Regions from separate parts of the Homo sapiens genome. Here region 1 is linked to region 2. A link is a loop called in an ENCODE intact Hi-C map of the cell type or tissue named here. Cell type or tissue: Caco-2. All regions are shown on one strand. Links, peaks and the distances in the headings refer to the core of each region. The heading gives the core; the rest is flanking DNA. Region 1 overlaps CMSS1 (cms1 ribosomal small subunit homolog). Region 2 overlaps CMSS1 (cms1 ribosomal small subunit homolog).

The links. Peaks named below come from ENCODE experiments on the same cell type or tissue, not always from the same donor. Only the 100,000 strongest peaks of a DNase experiment are listed, where the experiment ranks them.
Region 1: it touches region 2 in a loop (5-fold over the local background); 4 of 110 quality-filtered maps call a loop at or near these places.

The regions. Positions count from the first base shown.
Region 1 is chr3:100,022,534-100,026,930 of GRCh38, forward strand. The region is part of intron 1 of CMSS1 (cms1 ribosomal small subunit homolog); the gene reads left to right. The region is part of intron 1 of FILIP1L (filamin A interacting protein 1 like); the gene reads right to left. LOC105374010 (a long non-coding RNA gene) reads left to right here. Exons shown (of 5, transcript NR_189163.1): 3 at 786-989; 4 at 2,895-3,025. Among named protein-coding and RNA genes, the nearest start is that of MIR3921, 60 kb to the left of the region's middle. In Caco-2, for the core only: no CTCF peak of the experiment used is centred there; a DNase peak (open chromatin) is centred at 2,358.
Region 2 is chr3:100,074,034-100,078,430 of GRCh38, forward strand. All of the region lies in intron 1 of CMSS1 (cms1 ribosomal small subunit homolog), which reads left to right. The region is part of intron 1 of FILIP1L (filamin A interacting protein 1 like); the gene reads right to left. Among named protein-coding and RNA genes, the nearest start is that of FILIP1L, 38 kb to the right of the region's middle. RefSeq lists an enhancer at 1-514. In Caco-2, for the core only: no CTCF peak of the experiment used is centred there; DNase peaks (open chromatin) are centred at 1,918, 2,378 and 3,128; H3K4me3 peaks cover 971 bases.

The sequences.
Region 1 (4,397 bases), core at 75-4,074, 52 kb before region 2:
TATTCAAAGACAGTTTCAGACACCCTTGGTTTATTATTCTTTTGGCTTCACAAGTACATTCATGGAATGGACATAGATGAGGGATACCCAGAAACTGGCCAAGCACAGGGGAAAAGAAAGAGGGAGATTCCATTCTGCCTGACTCAGCTGGGATAGGTAGAAAACCTAAGGTTCTTTTTCTTCAGCAGTCATCATATGTTTCCATCATTTGTTCCCATGGTTATTTTCTGCTGCCCAGTTGTTATTTGTACTTATTTAAAAACATCAGTGCATGGGCCTCAAGAGGCAAAGAGAGTTGAGGTCCTACACTAGAGTCAGAATATTCAAAGTTTTGGACTGAGGTTTCACCTCTGAGCCATGCTTTTTTATTACACTACATTTGGCTGAAGATCTGACACTAGATGCACCATAACCATTGCAAAGGCCATGCAATCTCTTGCTTTTTAGATTTCTACTGACATTTTTGCCTGCTGTTAGAGTAGCCACACCTCTCCATGAGTTTCAGGTGTTTTAACCATTTAGGAAAAAGAGGGGAGGGAGAAAGAAATGAATCAGTAGTAAAGAGATGGTGCCTGAGAATGGAAAGATCACAGCTGAAAGTGGAGTATGTGCTACCTTCTGGCCCAGACCAGGTGGCTGGGTGTAGATGGACGTTGTGTGTATCCCCAATGCAGTAACCCTTACAGAGATAATTCTCCCAGTTTAGCCACCACGAAGTATTGTTCTTTGTTTTTCCATAGTGCTTGTCAAAATGCTATGACAACTGACTGGTTTTATGCAAACAGAGCCTGGCTCTCAAGAGACAGTGTGTCTGAAAGTCAAACATGGATGGCAGCCATTGGCACACAAAGGAGTCAGAAACCACAGATTGTTTTCTCGTTGGATGAACAGCTTAAAGCAACGTAAAGTTAATTGAAGAATTCCTTGAAAGTGAAGTCAGACTAAAAAGAAATGCTCCGAGTCTATAATTTACTAAATGTGAAAGAACTGTAAGTGGTATGAGACTAAAACAGTTTCTTGGGGGGAGAGAACATTTTTGTAAACAGATCTGGCTTTTATTTTTGCTTGGGCTGTTTTAATTATTTGCTCTAATAATGTAGATCTCCAGAAGAATCTCTAATTAGGTAAGGCTTGATTTATGGAGTTGGCCTCATATAAACCATGATGTATGTCATGGTATGCTGCAGAAAATTACAGGCCTGGTCTCGCCATTGCAAACTAGTATTTCTACCTAGAACTACTCCTGCTCTGCATGTCTTACTCTCAGGAAAGCAAAGCATACTATGTTCTCCTTCACAGTGCTCATTGCCCAGGTAAACTCAACATATAGTATTACTCATCAAATAATTTTAGCAAACATTTTTAAAACTGGGGAGAGAGGAGTAGAAGAAAAATGCTAGCAGTTAAAGAAATCTTTACTTCCTGGGAACTTAGTAAATACCAACCTATGATTCTCAGTAGAAGTGGGTTCACTCCCCCTTCAGCTGACAGACTGGCAAGGATATGCCAGACTATCAAGAGTAGTGTCTGTGTGTCCCTTCCTCCCACAACTCTAACTACATCTTCCACACTCCGTCTTCAGCTCCTTCCTGGAAAGGTCTTTCAGTGTCATGGTCGCCTATTTCATCTGGTTGTAAATAACAGCCATGGGGCCTCTGTAATATTTCACCATGGTTCTTACTCCCTTTCCCATTGCAGTAGAAGCCTTGGTGTAGAGCCAAGGCCTTTTCTTTGATTATAGGTTTGCCGATTACAATTTCCTAACATTTTTCTCATGTTAATTATACCTTAGTGATTGCATTTTCTATGATTTCTCATTTCAATTTTGTTAAATTTTGGCCCCTATAGAGCAGACTGTAGAAGGAATCCTTCTAGATTTTTACAAATTGTTTTCCTGTCTTCCACAATTGTCTGATTTACATCTGCCCTGAGAGTCAGTTTAAGTCACCTGCCTTTATCAGGTCTCCTTAGACTATTCAATGTACCTTTCATAGGAAGCAACTGTTTTCTTTCATGGTTATATTTCACCAGTTTACATCATATTAAATTATGTAATTATAGTAACAAATCCAACAGGCATAGGCAGGTTTGAGAACAAATACACCTCTAAACAGTTGGAAGAAATGCATGGGATATACTAGTGAGTGACCTTCTAGCCTCTCTTATTCAGCATGTGTGGGCTCAGTCCTGGTTGAAACACAGGGATAGAATTGGTTAAGTGGAGCTCAGTTACGGAGGCTTCTGAATCTGTGCTCTCCACACTGTCTTCATTTTATGGAGGGGGTCCAGGGTGGTTACAAGGCTTGCCCAAGGTCAGAAACATTCGTAGCCAAGCAGGCTATCCTGACTTTCAAGCTATCAGGGCACCAGAGCAGGACTGATATCCTGGGCTTTTAATGTGCTTGTCTGACTGCTGCCAAAGGTAAAAAATGCAAGTTTATCGAGCTTGATTTATTACCACAAAATATCTGTCTTGATGCTTACTTTACCCATAGTTTTTGTGTTACTAATTAACACGCATTTTTCTTTGAATTCTTCCTGATAATAAAACAGACTCTTTGTTATTGTAGGGAGTTAATCGAGGCCGTAAGATTTCCCAATTCTGTCAATGACCATACTTAGCTAAAAGAGAGAAAGGCTGAGTGGAAGAATTTTCCTATGCCTATAGTAGGGCTCGTCCTTCTTGCCACTACACAGCCCCATACTGTTTGTGGCTATTTTTGTTGGTCTAAAGGGCACAGGCCTCTGAAACAAAACTGCTTTTGGGTTTGAGCCAGATGATTAGGTTTGTATTTATTTGATCACATTCACAAACCGTATTTGCTAACTTTCCTAATACCAACTTGGGAAGATTTTTTTTAAATCACTTTCCTTCTTCTCTTCCTTCCTTCCAGTGTTGTCTTCCTTCCCCACCCACTTTCAGAAAGGATTTGATGTTGCCTAGGGTTAAAATAGATAAATAAAATCAAAACCATTAGGATGAATACGAAGGAACGGGGAAAGATGTTATACTCGAATCCCTGAGGTAAGATGGCTTTGCTGTTATATTGAGCAGTGCATTTAGCTCTGAGCTTCCTGGTAGACAAAGTGAAACAAGTCTTTGGGTTCATGTTATTTCTGTTTGCTGAGGAGAAACATACCAGGTCGTCCACAGAGACATTGTTACCAGGCACTTTATTCTAAGCCAGTGATTTTCATGTAAGTGAAGCTAAATAATCATCTAGAATAGGGGATTCACATATACATTAGAGTTTGAGAAGCTCTGCTGTAGTCGACCTCCATTTTTTGTTGGTAAGCCCAGGGAAGATAAATAATTTGCCGGTTACCAGGCTTGGTGGTGATAACACAGGCTTAGAGCCAGTTTGCCTTGGTACCAGCCTGGGCCTCGGAGCTCCCTTGTTTGGAAAGCACAGGTGTAGTGAGATGTGGTATTAGAGCTGGTATGGTCAAGTACCTTACCTCGCTCCCAGGCAATATGGACACAGACTATGACCTGAGTCTTGGGATTTAGACTTAATGAAATCAGAATATGTGAAAGAGGAGTTTTTTTCAAGAAGCTTTTCTTTTTACCACGAGGCTGGACGAGGCTGGACCTCTGTATCAGGATGCTGTCAAATTGCCATAGAGGAGAAATCTGGAAGAGTAGGCTGTAGCAGGTATCCTTTTTATGGCCTGTTTTAAAATACTTTGTCAAAAATGCCCTTCGTTTAGTCAAAATTGTGGGCAAATTTATGTTATATTTTTGCTGCCATGAGTATATGGTAGAACTTTGGGCAGGGATCCTAAACTCAAGCTGTCTGCAGGAAACAGACAGGCACGGACAGCTATTTATTATTCAGAAGGCCAGACATAAAACAAGGAGCAAGGTCGATAGTGAACCAAAGGGCCAGTGTCTTGTCTCGATGGGGCAACTGCTTCTCAGCTCCTGTTCATTTTTTATCATGTGAAAAATGCAGTTATGTAGTTGACCAGATCTTCCAGTATTTTGAGAGGAGCTGGAAGTCTGGATTATTAAATTAAATCTCCTGATTTTAAATGTTGGCAACTCTTTTCTTCTACTTGTTCAAAGCAGAAAACTTGGAGTTGTCCTTCACTCCTGTCTTCCTTTCAAAACCCACATCTAATTCATCAGGAAATCCTGTTGGCTCTATCCTCAAAATATATTCAGAATCTGATCACTTCTTACGGATTTCTGTTGCACTACTGTGGTCCAAACCACCACCGTCTCTCTCCAAGATTGTTGCAGTAGCCTCCTAACTGGTCTCACTGCTTCCATTCTTTCTCTCCTGCAGCCAGAACTGTAAGTCAGATCACATCGCCCCACTGCCCACAATCCTCCAAAGTCTCCGCATCTTACTCAGCATGAAAGCCAAGATCCTCCCAATAACCCATAAGAC
Region 2 (4,397 bases), core at 259-4,258:
TGTTAACTGCGGGAAAAGGTTTGTGGGGGCCTTTTTTTTCCCTTCCCTCCTCCACAACTGGAAAATATGAGGCAGATCTTGTTTATGTATGCTGTAACCTCAAAAAGAGCTGATACGCTGTTGTCATTAAAGAAGAATCCCAAGCTGTTTATCCTGCAGTGGAGTCCGAGAGCTCTAAATCTGACAGCCCCCCTGGGCCTCCAGGCACAGACTGTGGAGAGCTCTTCGCTGCTTTCCCAGGCCAGCTCCAAAATGCAAGGCAAAGGTTTCCGTTGCTGAATCCCTACACTCTGGGAACAGACAAGATGTCAATGTTGTGGCTTTATTAAAAATCAGAGGCTTTCTTCCCTTGTATTAACTTGTTCTTTGAAATCTGTTTTCCAGAGGCCTTTTCTACTCTAAAATGTAACTTGAATACCCATCTTTCTGCTACATTTTTCTCTGTGGATCTCTTATCATGTTCCAGAAATCATTTTGCAAATTTATTCTATAGCCAGTATGTTTGGCAAAATTATAATAAAATAAGCTTTCTTATTTATCTAAAAACTAGTAAAAACTATGCTTGAGAAATACATCTTTCTGTTGAAGTTTGGTTCCCAATGTTTCTTTTAATCTTATTTTCTATGCATGTGCAACATTTGATTTTTTTTTTTTTTTTTTTTTTTTTTTTTTTTTTTTGAGACGAAGTCTCACTCTGTTGTCCAGGCTAGAGTACAATGGCACGATCTTGGCTCACTGCAACCTCTGCCTACTGGGTTCAAGCGATTCTCTTACCTCAGCTTCCAGAGTAGCTTGGATTACAGGTGCGCACCACCACTCCTGGCTAATTTTTGTCTTTTTAATAGAGACAGGGTTTCGCCGTGTTGGCCAGGCTGGTCTCGAACTCCTGACCTCAAGTGATCCACCAGCCTTATCCTCCCAAAGTGCTGGGATTACAGGCATGAGCCAACATGCCCGGCCTGATTTTCTTTTATAATAATGATTTTTTATAAACCTTTGTTTGTATAAAGCTATTTTAATTGCTTATATTTTTTTAGGATATATTTTATTGGTCTATGTTAGTTCCCTTTGTTTTGGTTTATCCTGGGGTCAAACCCAGATTCTCCCTACAAGGATTACATTAGATAGAGATCGTCAAAACCAGAAATGATCAACCTGAAACACTTCCTGGTCAGCTTTTGCTAAAAGAAGATATATCAATGCAATATGATTACCTTTCAAATAATGGACTTCTAATGACACAAGAGAACAATCTAGAGCATGCTAGTTGCTGCCACAGAAATGGATACAGAGACAACCCACAGTCTGGTTCTCATCCTCGTGTCCTTTACCCTACAGGAGAGAAGGGCTTATGATAACGAGCAGAGATTCCACTTTTATTTTAGGAAGCTTAGAGGTTAGGAAGACCATAATTTGTTCTTTAAACATCTCTTGCATTTTTATAAGTTCTCTTACCTTCAAAGCTTTATTCGAAGCTTCGGGTTTTTGCTTTTTACTTCATATCCCAATCTTTGTCTTCTCTTTTCTTTTTCTTTTTTTTTTTTTAACTGTCTCCTATACCCACTGATGGCAGACTCTGTTTTCTTTTATCTTCTTTTCCTTATTACACAAGAATTAAATGAAGCAACATCTATAATATAAATTCTCGGAAAAATTACACAACATGGTAATAACTAATTATAAAGGCAATTTATAGATTTGGGGAGAATTTCATCCCACAGTGATAGTAACATCGTTGGACCTGAAACCAGGACCTATTGATGACTGACCTGGGGCAATTTATCTCTGAGCTTGACTTTTCTTATCTATAAACTTATCTTAAACTCTACAAGCTTCTTGAGCTAATCCTTCTGGGGTATTAGGATTCGATTCAGGAGAGCTGAGTTGGAGCCTAGAAATCTTCATTTCTGATAAGCTCTCCAGGCAATAGGCCCTCAGACCTCACTTTGAAGACACAAAACTATGTAATTTCTAAGATCATTTCCTGCCTAAAATTCTGTGATTCTGAGTCTTCTTTCAACTACATGGCTTTGGGCAGGGCTGATGCTTCCTGGAAACTCACTGTTTCATCTGCCATATGTATAATTAAGAAATATATTTGTTAGTTATCTTGCCCGGAAAACCCTTAAAAATGTAAACAATAATTTTGATCAGAGTTAAGTACCTCTTTTTGTCACTGCTCAGTGGAGGCTTGTCTGTTTCATTCCTTTAATCTCTCATCATATGCTTATCTCTGTAAATATATTTTTCCCTCTCTAAAGGCCTCTCAGATGCTTTTCATCTTTCTGAAAGAATGTTTAAAGCCAAAGTCCAGGTGCTTACACTTTTGGACTTAATAACTGAGCTGTTTTTACTCACCACCCGCCCAACACCCTTCTTTTTCTTTTATCATTGTCAGCATGTGCTGAGCCCCTCTGATGGACAGCTTCACATCTACTTTATGCTTTGCTATTTCTGTTATATTGCAAAATCCTATCTAATCTGTGGGTTACAGTATCTATCTGGTTGCTTTTGACATGCTTTCGAGGTTTCATCCCCACTGAATGTCAGTCTTCTGAGTTATTTTTTCCTGGATACTTGTACTTAATTGTATTTTGCCAGACTGAACTCACTGTGTACTTTACTGTTCATTTTTCTGATCTCCAGGGATCCATGAATATTGTTTGACTTCACCTCTGTTTCTTCTACCATCTCCACCTTTAGTGCCATGTGAGGAACTTATTAATGTAACGTCTTCTCAGATTTCCAGGTCATTAATAAAGTTGTTTAATAAGATCTTTTGTGCAGCCTGGGAATTAGTCAGACTTACTCAGTATTTACAGCTCTGCTATCATTTCTTGCCCACTATTATGTCCTGTGTAGTTAAGGATGCAATAGAGACAAAAATTACTTTTCAAATTACAGTTCCTGCAAGAGATGTCTCTTCCCAGAAGACCCTTTACTGTTCCACATAAGAAATCAAAACTCTCATTTAATTAGAGAGGGCTTTCGGAACAAGGCTGGCCAGGGTACGCTTACATAAGCTTGTTTGCAGATTCCGGTTAGGTCTCCCAAGGTCACAGACAGCTGTGTTTTGCATTTAGCGTCCTTTGAAAGAAGAGTGGATGCTTGGATAGCTTGTACTTGACATGCAAAGAACTTAGGAACTGCATACTTTCACATGTTGCTCGTAGGTTCCAAGCAAATGGGAACACACCATCATGCAGAAACTCTCTATCTGCCGTTATCCTGTGAGCTCCCAATCAGTGATGCATGGTGTTCTTAAGAAGTAGACTCAGGCAACAGCCAAAGTCATTTCTTTCTCTTACAATCTGAGAAGCAAGTATGTTTGTACTTCACTGAGAGTGTTTCAGGACAGCAACCAGTTTAAAAATAAGAGTAGTTAAACAAAAAAGGTGGTTAGCTATTAAGCCATGGCTGGATTTTATAGCACAAAAAGTTAATGCAAGGCAGTGTGTATTTAAGATAAGGAGGATTTAAGGAAATGGAGAGGGGAGAAGAGTAACATTCCAGGTAGAGGAATTGCAAGATAGCCTTCATCCCCACAAGAATTAACATAGTAAAACAGTACAGAATGAGATAAATTCAGTAAAAATAATAAGGAATTGGCTTTGCCCAGTGGCTCACACCTATAATCACAGTGAGGTGGGACAATGAATTGAGCCTAGTAGTTCAAGACCAGCCTGGGCAACATGGCAAGACCCTGTCTCTACAAGAAATAAAAAAATTAGCCAAGCATGGCTGTGCATGTCTGTGGTCCCGCTACTGGGAGGCTGAGACAGGAGGATCACTTGAGCCCAGGAGGTAGAGGCTATAGTAAGCTGTGTTCGCATCACTACACTCCAACCTGGGTGACAGAATAAGACCCTGTCTCAAAAAAAATAAGAATAATAAGGAATTATTAAAATAGAAATTTAGGACACCCAGTTTCACTTACTCAGACTCTAAAATGGAATGTCAGTCGTTTAACAGCCAGCTAAAACATTATTAATTGTACTAACAATATTGAGTTATCCTATTTATAAGTTAGAATTGGGCTTGCTTTAAAAAAAAAAAAGATAATATATGCTGGTTTGATAAAAATTTCATGTCAGTATTTTAGTATACAAACATCATATTGGTGCTAATATATTTGCTCCCATTCCTCAGAACAACTAAAGAAAAGTAAATTAACTTTTCAAAGTGTTGAAGTATATAGGAGGGAAAGTAACAGTAGTTATTGAAATAAAACACCCTCTAGAAATGCACCCTTGCATTTTAGCCAATAATTGATAAATCCAGAGAAAACGTAGAACTTTGCCTAATTTTTTTTTCTGTTACAGTTCTTACATGTAGAACGATGACATAACACATATGTAATATAAAACATAATGGTTGTCTTAATTCTCTATTGCTAC